Linked DNA regions of Homo sapiens: region 2 is linked to region 1. A link is a loop called in an ENCODE intact Hi-C map of the cell type or tissue named here. Cell type or tissue: mucosa of descending colon. All regions are shown on one strand. Each heading gives the region's core, and the rest is flanking DNA. Links, peaks and the distances in the headings are about the cores only. Region 1 has its middle 170 kb from the start of LINC00564. Region 2 has its middle 52 kb from the start of LINC00564.

Region 1 (5,390 bases), core at 335-5,334:
AATTGTGAGATCACATAATAGGCTGCACTAAAATATGAAGAGTTGTTGAGCTGAAGACAATTAAAAAGTAACAGAGACAGAAAAGTTCTCTGCCCTCCCTCTATTTGCCTAAAAGCAGGACACAGACTTACAAAGACAAAAGGTATTCTGTGCCCACTCACCTACTACCACAGAGAACAAAGGCTAATTACTGAAGGCAACTTTAGAGCTTTATCAGCCTGGAGAGGGTCAGAGGAATCTATATTAACAGGCTTTGCTAACATTTATCTGCCAATTATTTGCCTTTCCACAAGTTGCAGCCTCTAGAGACTCAAAGCCCTTTTTCTATGTCTTGTCAGTTCTCTAAAAATGTACTGTTTTTGTTGAAGATGCTATATAAACTCAAATTCAAACTCACCTCTTTGAGAATTTTTCATTTCCTGGGTGTGTTCCATTTATATATGAAATCTGCATGTTAATGAACTTCTGTTTGTTCTTCTCTTGTTAATCTGTTAATCTGTTTTTTGTAACAGGGATGTGTTTCAACTAAGAATATATGGGATTTACTCTTTCTTCCCCTGTAGAATCTTGTGGACATAAGAGTAATATTGAGATGATGATTCATAAGCAGGGAAACCACTAATTTCAGAATTCTATCCTAAACAGTTAACTTGTTTGAGTTTGTTAAACGTTAAATATATATAGTCCTTTGCTTTCGAAATTCTTTTCTCATATAAATAAATATTTGTTCTTCAGTAAGGTAGGCCGAGAGATGCCATAGATAGAAAAAAGAGAAAACATTCATAAGTATTAAAGTTACAAAAATAAGAATCATAAATCCTATAAATCAGCAGGGAAGGAAGGAAGGAAGGAAGCAGGGAAGGAAGGGAGGAAGGGAAAGGAATTTACTTGCAGGTATGTTTTAAGAGTGGTTTTGACAGCAGAATGCTAAATTTCCTAGGTATTTTGGGAAATGCAAGAAAATCAGATTATGAAGTGTAGGAGGCTGATAAAGTGTAGGCCCTGTGGATCTGTTCTCTCAGGATAAGCCATCACAAAACCGAACAAACTTTTACAAAAAGGAATTCAGATATATATAGAAGGCAGTAAATAAAACAGAGGCAGCTGCTTGTTTATATCCTGGTGTACTTTCACACTCTGAAGCCACTGACACACAGAGGTGCTGACAAAGATCAGAAGGACAGTGAACAAACACAACACCAAAACAAACTCTGCTGTGCCCTTTCTTGACAGCAGGGCTCAGAGCAGAGTCCCTCCAACTTCCTCAAGCTCCTCTGGTTCCTGAGAAATGTAGCCATGAGAACTCTCTTTTCATAACTCAGACATAAACAATCTAAGGTGAAAAAAATATCAAAGCTGTGTGCTTCCTTAGAAAGTAGGCATGTTCAAATCACATCATGTCATTATTTCTCAACCTACAGACTGAATTTTTTTTAAAGTTCAGACCAAACAGTTAATAATGGGGTTAAATAAAACAGAGAAATTTATACCCTCTGAAGGTGCTATATTAAGCAATAAAATTCAATGATGTCATGCAAACAATTGGGCCTTGAAATATTATTCTTTATTACCAAGAAAAATAAGGACAGGTCTCCAAATAACAACAAAACATCACTGTCAACCATATTCCAAATAAATCACACAATCACAAGAAAAAAAAAACAAATAAAACTCTAGCAATAAACATAAGCGTGCATAGGCATTCTTCCAATGTGAGGACCACACTTAAGAGACTCGGTTAAATGCTGAGCTGGATCTCTTATTCACAAATTTCCTTGAATGTTACATTATCATGTTACATTTACTAAGCCTTATACAATATCATTTTGATAAATGATTTTAAAGAGATTTAGGATATATCACTCCGATATATACCATCCTGGCATCTTGATTATTTTGAATAAAAACAAATTGCACTCAACCAACACAGAAACAGTTCTTCATCTTCCACTCAACTGCCTAAAATAAAGTTCCCTTTCGTAAAGAAGATTTATATCCATGCGGGATTTTTTTTTTTTCTTTTTTTTTTTAGTAAGGATATCTGTAACAGGAAGCGAGCTGCTCCCAGACAACTTTTATTACCTAAGAGAGTTTTGTCTGCATAACAAGGCAACCTTTGTTCACCATACATTTCTTCTCCTCACGCTGCGATAATTTGACTCTACCACCTCTCAGGAGCCTCAAGCCCCTGTTTCTTTCTATAGCTCAGGATGTGATATAGACTTTCTTCATCTGGCCCTTCTTTGACTCTAATATTTTTGTGGGACTCCTGTGCACAGAACCAAACAAATTTACAAAAAGGAATTCAGAGATATATAGAAGGCAGTAAAGAAAATAGAGGCAGCTGCTTCTTTTTATCTTGGAGTACTTTCACAGTTTGGAGCCACTGACACACAAAGGTGCTGGCAAAAATCAGGCTGGTGAACAAAACAACAAACACTGAAGCAAACCCTGCCATTTTCCTTTTTTAGTGGCTAATCTTGCCTGGTTATTTGATGAGATTCCTGGGTTGGGAGGGTGGGTGGTGCATCTTAACGCAATTGCATTTCTTTTGAACATGTTTCCTTAGTCCAATAAGGAAATTCCAGATGTTGCAGAATTTTGCTCCTTAGTTCTACTAAAACTGGGTTCTTGTGACACAACCAGGAAAAATTAGGCACACATACACATTGAATGGAATGTATTGGGTGAAAAGAAAAGAAAAGAAAAAAAGAACTATCAGCAAAGCAAGGGGGTTCCTGCTAACAGGCTGCCATCTCACAGATTGATTCCAGGACGCATACATGAGCTGAAGACAGCAGGCTCCTCCCCTGTGTAAGACTCAAATTCTCCATAGCTCCACCCACTTCCGCCAGTGCCTGTTTCTGGCTCCAGGCCGCTGGGTGAAATGCCCAGACCAGCCCTGGGAAGCTTCTCTCATCTGCACAAAAACATCTGTTGTAAACACTTGTGGGGCAGGTTGGAGATTCTCTAGGGATCCCTTTTTATCTGCCTAGGCATGTGGCTGTCTCACAGAGACAGTCCCTCCCCGTACTAGGGGGTAAGGAGAAACAAGAGAAGGGTAGAAAGTTAGGCTGCTTTTTGGACCTCGCGATTTCTTTTAATTCAAAGTACTAAGCATGCCAAACTCCATACTTCGGAGTATTGTTCTCTGCATCCAACAGCTGCATAGCAATCTAGAAGGAAAACCTCAAGATTCGGCTTCGTTCTCTGCACTACTAGTGAGAGACAAATAAATTTCTTTTGAGCCATTGTCACTTTGAGTATCTTTGTTACAGGAGCATGGACTATACCCTAACTAATACTAGTGGCATCATTCTCACGTACTCTTCCATTGCTTGCCCTTTAATTCTATATTACATTGTGAGGTTTATCCATGTCTATGCATCTACCTATAATTTATTCATTTTTCCTGCTTCATACCAGTATTATGTTGTACATTATAAAACACAAATGTATAAAAAGGAAAATCATGTCTTCCAAGTAACTCATGAGTTAAAGATGGAGTCATGGTGAAACGTATAACATACTTGTGTTAGGGCAGGCAGATAGCTAGACATGAGGAGGAGGGGGAGCCCTGAGAAAAGGGAGGTCTGGACCTCCAGGGACCACCTGAAACCTGCATGTTAGATATGGGCAAGGAGGAGGGGAAATTTCTAGGCAGAAAGAACGCCCATTAAGATGCCAAGTAATCATTCACTCTGCAGTTAACCTGTCAGAATGTAGCTAGATGCATGTTGTAAGGGGAAGAAGGCAAAGAAGAAATGCCTAAGAGATACACAGGCACAAGCACAACCCCTGTAAAACCTTCCTGGGGGCAGGGTGCGGTAATGAGCAATGCAACCATTAAGTAAAATTTATATCCAACACCAGGCCCATGCACGTGCACCAACTAATAGGAAGGGAGGGTCCCACAAGCCTGGGGTGGGAAAGGAGAGGACTTAAAAAATAGGAGCGGGAAAACCAGACAAAGAAAAATGGCGGAGACTTCAGACATTGATGGGTAGGAACTTCAAGAAAAAATCCAGCTTCATAAAAACCCAACGCAGAGCTTTCAGACTGCTGCTGGATCACTCCCTTGCAGTAACCTGCTCTGCCTCATCTTTCAGAGTGTACTGTCTCTCTAAATAAACTCTCTGCTCTGTATTTTCCTTCAATAAATTCTCTTTTAAGCTAAATTAATTCGTTAGCAGCGTTCTTTCTCCAAGTAAGACTAATAACCTAGGATGAGTGCACTGCCTAGTAACATTTATAGTTGAAATCAACACAAATTTAAAAACTTCTGAGATGCAAAGAAAGTGTTATTTAGGAAATACCTATAACCTTAAAGTGCACATTTAAAAAATACTGAAAACGTCCATGTGCGGTGGCAAACACCTGTAATCCCAGCACTTTGGGAGGCCAAGGCGGGCGGATCACTAGGTCATCCTGGCAGATCGAGACCATCCTGGCTAACACAGTGAAACCCCGTCTCTACTAAAAATACAGAAGATTAGCTGGGCGTGGTGGCGGGCGCCTGTAGTCCCAGCTACTCCGGAGGCTGAGGCAGGAGAATGGTGTGAACCCAGGAGGCGGAGCTTGCAGTGAGCCGAGATCGTGCCACCGCACTCCAGCCGGGGCGACAGAGCGAGACTCCATCTCTAAAAAAACAAACAAAAAACAAGCAAGCAAACAAACAAAACTGAAAATAAATTAAGTCTTAATTTCAAGAAGCAAGGAAAAGATAAATTTTAAAAATAAAAGAAAATATTAAAGGTAATGAAAGAAGAAAAAATCACCAATAACCCACAAAACCCTTAAAAGCATAAATTAATATTATTGTAGGGGCCAGGCGTGGTGGCTCAGGCCTATAATCCCGGCACTTTGGGAGGCGGAGGCAGTCGGATCACAAGGTCAGTAGTTCGAGACCAGTCCAACCAACATTGTGAAGCCCCATCTTTACTAAAAATACAGAATTAGCTGGGCATGGTAGCACATGCCTGTAATCCCAGTTACTCGGGGGGCTGAGGCAGGAGACTCGCTTGAACCCAGGAGACAGAGGTTGCAGTGAGCCGAGATCACGCCATTGCACTCCACCCTGGCAAGTAGAGCGAAACTCTGTCTCAATAATAATAATAATAATAACAATAACAATAATATTGTGGGATGTCTAGTTGGGGAAACAAAGTATGCTTATGTGTGTGTGTGAGGGAGAGAAGGAGAATTTGATGTTTTATATAAAAACCCTTGAGAATACTAAAAGTATTGAAAAATAATTATACTGTCCTTCAGATTAATGCATAGAACTAGGCTAAGATAAAGTTTATTCAAGGCCTATATTTTAAATTCATTAATTGTTAACAATGTATAAGTAGCAATATTAGGATAAAAATATTTCCCTATGTTTTAAT
Region 2 (5,390 bases), core at 228-5,227, 220 kb before region 1:
CTTACAATATATTTTAGAATATTGAATAGAAAAAATAAAGTTTCTATTAACATGTTTGGAATTTAATGTAGAAGAGCTCATATGAAGTAAATTAGAATTTGGAGTGGTTGATGTTATTTCACTTGTTCTGTTTCTCCAGTATTCTTAAGACAACTGACTGCGTAGTAACAAACTATTAGACTATTTCTTACATTTAATATCTTGGCTTTTTTAACGAAGGGCAAACAATTACAGCATTTATATGAAAATATACCTTTAGCTAGAAGCAATGTTTGTACCATATATTTAGAAGTAAAGATGTGACTATGAAACATAGTGAATTGCATAGGTCTAATGAGTCTGGTGAGTCAGTTGTTTAATGAAAATGAATCGAATTGAGTAAAGCTCCAAGTGTATCCACTGGAGTAAATGAATGTTCTAAATTCTGTAGAAAGCAACTGGAGTGTGTCACACAAGCATCCAAAGAAAACAGGTGGTGATTTCAGATTTCCCAGGTGAGGATTACAATCAAGTTGCAATTGTGGATCTCTCCTGTGTAAGAGCAAATACGGATTGTTCTTTAAAGTCATGCTCTGCTGGTGTTCTGTTTGCTGCAGACACTGCCTTTTCAAGCGATGTCTCGTTTACAGGCAGGTAAATTCATCCTTTTGCCAAGGACATTCGTAATTGTCAGAGCCTTTGCTGTTTTCTTTGACTGGGGTGAATCAGCTGTTTAACTAAACAGTGACTATACATGCTCACGCATTTCTTCTTTCTTCCCCAGCTGTACCTTTCTTTCATGTTTTATGAAATGCCCCCTGCTAATCAAAGCCAAACAGTGCATAATGGACTTTCGTGAAAGCTGAAATGTATTTATTTCAAGTGTGGAGCATTTGAGCAAGCTGTGATTTAATCTTTGCTATCTGTTTTTCCTTGTCAAGTGATTGGCAGGAGGAGGCAAGCACAATCCATTTTTCTGATTAATACACTGCCATGCACTTTGATTTCCTCCACATGAAGGTTACAAAGACTGCTGGTGCCATCAAGGAAAAGATGAGTTCTCATATAGGAAAATGTCAAATGCATCCTGTTTTGTGAAGATAGCTGAGGCCGTGAGGTTCAATGTAAGAATCAGGGCTTTGGAGTCAGAGAGGCCTGGGAATAGATTCAGCTCACCAACTTCTTTTTTTTTTTTTTTTTTTTTTTTTTTTTTGAGACAGAGTCTCGCTCTGTTGCCCAGGCTGGAGTGCAGTGGCGGGATCTCGGCTCACTGCAAGCTCCGCCTCCCGGGTTCACGCCATTCTCCTGCCTCAGCCTCCCAAGTAGCTGGGACTACAGGCGCCCGCCACTACGCCCGGCTAATTTTTTTGTATTTTTAGTAGAGACGGGGTTTCACCGTTTTAGCCGGGATGGTCTCGATCTCCTGACCTCGTGATCCGCCCGCCTCGGCCTCCCAAAGTGCTGGGATTACAGGCGTGAGCCACCGCGCCCGGCCTCAGCTCACCAACTTCTTTGCCTTAAACAGGTGCTTTACTACCTGGCATTACTCCATGGGCCACCCAACCCATCCTACCGGTATCATTTACCCACCTAAATCCTACCAGAATAACATTTTTGAGTCAGTACCAGTCTACAGATAAGTCTTACAGTCATGTTTGGCAGCATTTTCTGTTTCTCCTGGCAGTAAGGTGATACGTGTCTTTCAATGAATAGGATTGGTTTTCAATTCAATGAAATATTATAATCCTTATGAATTTCCATTTCATCACAGGAAAACAAATTTAGCAGTTCTTACTTCCAGCAGTTGTGTTAAGCATTGACTCTGGTGCATATATAAAGTAACTGGCAGATAATAGAAGTTCATTTATCATTAATCACACTCTTCCATCATTTTTCTAGTGTAATTACTGCAAAGGTTGTGAATAACAAATTGTTATAAGAAGGAACTTTTCTGTATTTTCACAAATGGAAATGAGCTATTTCATGGAATTAATGTGAGCTAATATTCAAAAATTTCCTTTCTTCTCTTAAATTACTCTTTAAGAGAAGGTAAGGGGACATTTAAAGGAAGGATATTTCTTTAATTTGTCAGTTTATTTTCCCTATGTACGTAAAGTTATTGATTATAGTATTTCCAGAGCTCATAAGTCAATCAGACGATTATCATTTAATACATTATTGATAATATATTATAAAATAATATTAAGCAGTTACTATATTTCCTAAAGGCACATGACCACTAGTTGTGTCTTAAGCAATTAACAAAATAGATTCTATTCATTATCGTAATATTGAATTGTTATTGACTCCCATGGTCAAGCAATTTAACATTATATACTCACTGTAACAGACTTAAAATGAGAATAAGGGCTTATTTAATTTGGGACTTAATGACTAAAAGGTAACCTGAATTTGAAAATATTTCACATTGCCAGTGTCTTCACATTATGAAGGTCTATGGGTTGAATAGGGTGTTGAGGTATAAACATTTCTTTGAAGTTGAGGTAAGGCAGATTGAATTATACACTTGTTGGAGTACTTGCAACGTGAACTTCTAAAGTTCATTTCAACTCCTGCTTATGTCTCACTTAAGCCCATATCTCCAAAACAATTAACCTCTTGAATGCAGAGAGCATGTCAGGGTGATTTTGGTTTATACGTGGATAAAGTAAGCACCTCTGTGATAAATGATTTATCTACTTTCTTAATTTTAAATAGAAGCAACCCTTTATGTAATTCTAAATAAATTTGCAAATTCAAGAAATCTGTTTTTAATATACTGGGATTAGGTTCTTCTAATATTTTTAATATTGGTGATAGTGATCCAACTAACAATTACTTCTTGGTAAAACATATATGGTTAGTAACAATACTATTTTTTTCTCAACTATTGTGTCTGCTAAACATTTTTTAAGTGTTTGGAATCCTAAGTACAAATTCATTTTGATATTAGACTATTTTTTTCTGTAGAACTGGGGATAAAACAGGAAGAGAAAGTATATGCTTGGTAACAATAGTTGTCTTTAAATGATAGGATTTTAGAGTAGCTCTTTGAAAAAAAATGCCTCAAAATAGCGCATCTTAGTTTGAAAGCTTAATCCTAAATAAATGAATTACATAAGATGGCTACATAACTGGAAAAAAGAGGGTGAAAAAAGAGGGGAAGTAAACAATTTCCTCCAAAACAAGCATTTAAATTAGGAAGAGATTACAAACAAAAACCCTAATCTAATTTGTATTAATTACATAATTTACAGTTTTCTTTTTTCTATATCTTCTCCTCCATTTCTGCTTTTTCTCTTTCTTTCTTTCTCTCCCTTATTGCATTAGCTCTTTGTTTAGATTTGGAAATTTGCTGATTCTTTATGAATATAATTTGTTCTTTTAATTCATGGGTGGCAGGTGGAACCCTTCAAAATAACCATTCAATTGAGTCAAAACAGGTATTTAAGGGGGTTTAAATTGCTAGACAAATGTAGGATATTAACTGCCTTATAATTCTGAACAGTTTAATTTATCTGACAGCATAAATGTTTGAAATGTTAATGTGCTTGACTTTCTTTTCTCTTTTTTTTAAATCCCTTTCTTTTCTCTATTGCTTAGTTTCTTTGATTTTTGTTGTTTTATTTTGCATTCATTAGTTCAAGAGGTTAGAGAAAAACAGAAGTCATCTCAACACTGGCCTGTTCAGATGCAAAATTAACCCCTCAGCCACCTTACACACACACACACACACACACACACACACACGCACACTCTCACGTCCATGTATATGTACATATACAGACATAGAACTTATCTCTATGGCATATGCGCACCTTAGAAAAGTAAAAATCTCACGTGAAGAGTCTAATGTTCCTTATTTCTATTTTTGTAGTAGAAAAGAATCAGTGGAAGTAAAGAAAAATAAGTACATTTTGTTCACAAGTCTGGTACTCATGGTGATTGACAAGATTTCAAATAAAGGGTACTGCATCTCAGATTGACTGCTACCCCTACAATGTTAGAAAATGATAAGGAAATGGCCACATCCCAATAGATAAGCCAATGTATAGAGAATGCATAACTCTCAGAAGTAACTGACAGTAACATAAATCTGAAAAAGATTCCAAAAGTACTGGATCTGAAATAGTACAAACAATGCTTGAAGTTGGTTAAGGAGTTACCAGTTACTTGTGAGAAGGAAGTTTGCTAATGCACACAGCTTGATTTAGTGATTTCATTCTGTGATATATATACCACAGAAAAATTCTTGTCCAATGTACAAAATTGTTCCAAGTAAAATAGTAGATAATAAAATTAACCTGGAAAATGTTGCTTAAAAAATAATGAATAAATAAGTTGTGGACTATCACCAGAATGTAACATTAGGTAGCAATCAAAATAAATGAACATAGATGCATAACTTAAATTAACAAGTATAATATTTAGCTAAAGATTATATAATAGAAGAATATAGCATTTAACTTTTAATATACATTTCAAAAACTAGCAAAATGAAAAATATATTGTAAAATATGTTGATTATATATTTATATGTACATATATGTGGGGTTTGTATGTATACATAGATAATATGTGTAGTAAAAATGAAAATAAAAGCAAAGAAAATGACAGCAATTTTTTTTTTTTTGAGACAGAGTCTCGCTCTGTTGCCCAGACTAGAGTGCAGTGGTGCAATCTCGGCTCACTGAAACCTCCACCTCCCGAGTTCGAGCAATTCTCCTGCCTCAGCCTCCCTAGTAGCCAAGATTACAGGCATGTGCCACCACACCCGGCTAATTTCTTTTTTTATTTTTAGTAGAGACAGGGTTTCACCATGTTGGCTAGGCTGCTCTTGAACTCCTGACTTCAGGTGATCCGCCCGCCTTGGCCTCCCAAAGTGCTGGGATTACAGGCATGAACCACCACGCCCAGCCAACAGCAAAAATTTTAAGACCTCTAGAGAGCAAAGCAAGGAACACCAGTGGGTTTCAAAGGTAAGTAAAATTCTCAAATTATCAATGTCGTTACTGAAAGTTGGAATTTGTGTTAGTAATTATTTTAGCTATCATATATATTACATATATTTTCGCATGCATGAAATGTAAGAAATATTTTAAAATAGAAATAAAAAAATAAGTAATATAAACCCCTTTAAAAATAAATATTATTGGGAGTAGTCATTTGCCCTTTATGGAAATAAAAATTGGAGTAACCTCTTCAAAACAAATTTGTCAGTATGTATATAAGAAATTCAAAATGTGTCTACCATTTGCCCCAGCATACCACTTCCAGAAATTTCTCCTAAAAATATACTTACGGGTGTGTGCAAGGTCGCAGTTATAAGGATGCTTTATCCCCTGTACTGTGATTTATGATAGCAGAAATTATGGCTAAAGCCAACGTTTGACAATTAGGGAACAATCATA

What was found. Hi-C counts contacts between places; a loop is a spot of excess contacts. Peaks named below come from ENCODE experiments on the same cell type or tissue, not always from the same donor. Only the 100,000 strongest peaks of a DNase experiment are listed, where the experiment ranks them.
Region 2: it touches region 1 in a loop (4-fold over the local background); 2 of 110 quality-filtered maps call a loop at or near these places.

The regions. Positions count from the first base shown.
Region 1 is chr13:81,392,684-81,398,073 of GRCh38, forward strand. No RefSeq gene overlaps it. Among named protein-coding and RNA genes, the nearest start is that of LINC00564, 170 kb to the left of the region's middle. In mucosa of descending colon, for the core only: no CTCF peak of the experiment used is centred there; a DNase peak (open chromatin) is centred at 2,858.
Region 2 is chr13:81,171,956-81,177,345 of GRCh38, forward strand. No RefSeq gene overlaps it. Among named protein-coding and RNA genes, the nearest start is that of LINC00564, 52 kb to the right of the region's middle. In mucosa of descending colon, for the core only: no CTCF peak of the experiment used is centred there; no DNase peak of the experiment used is centred there.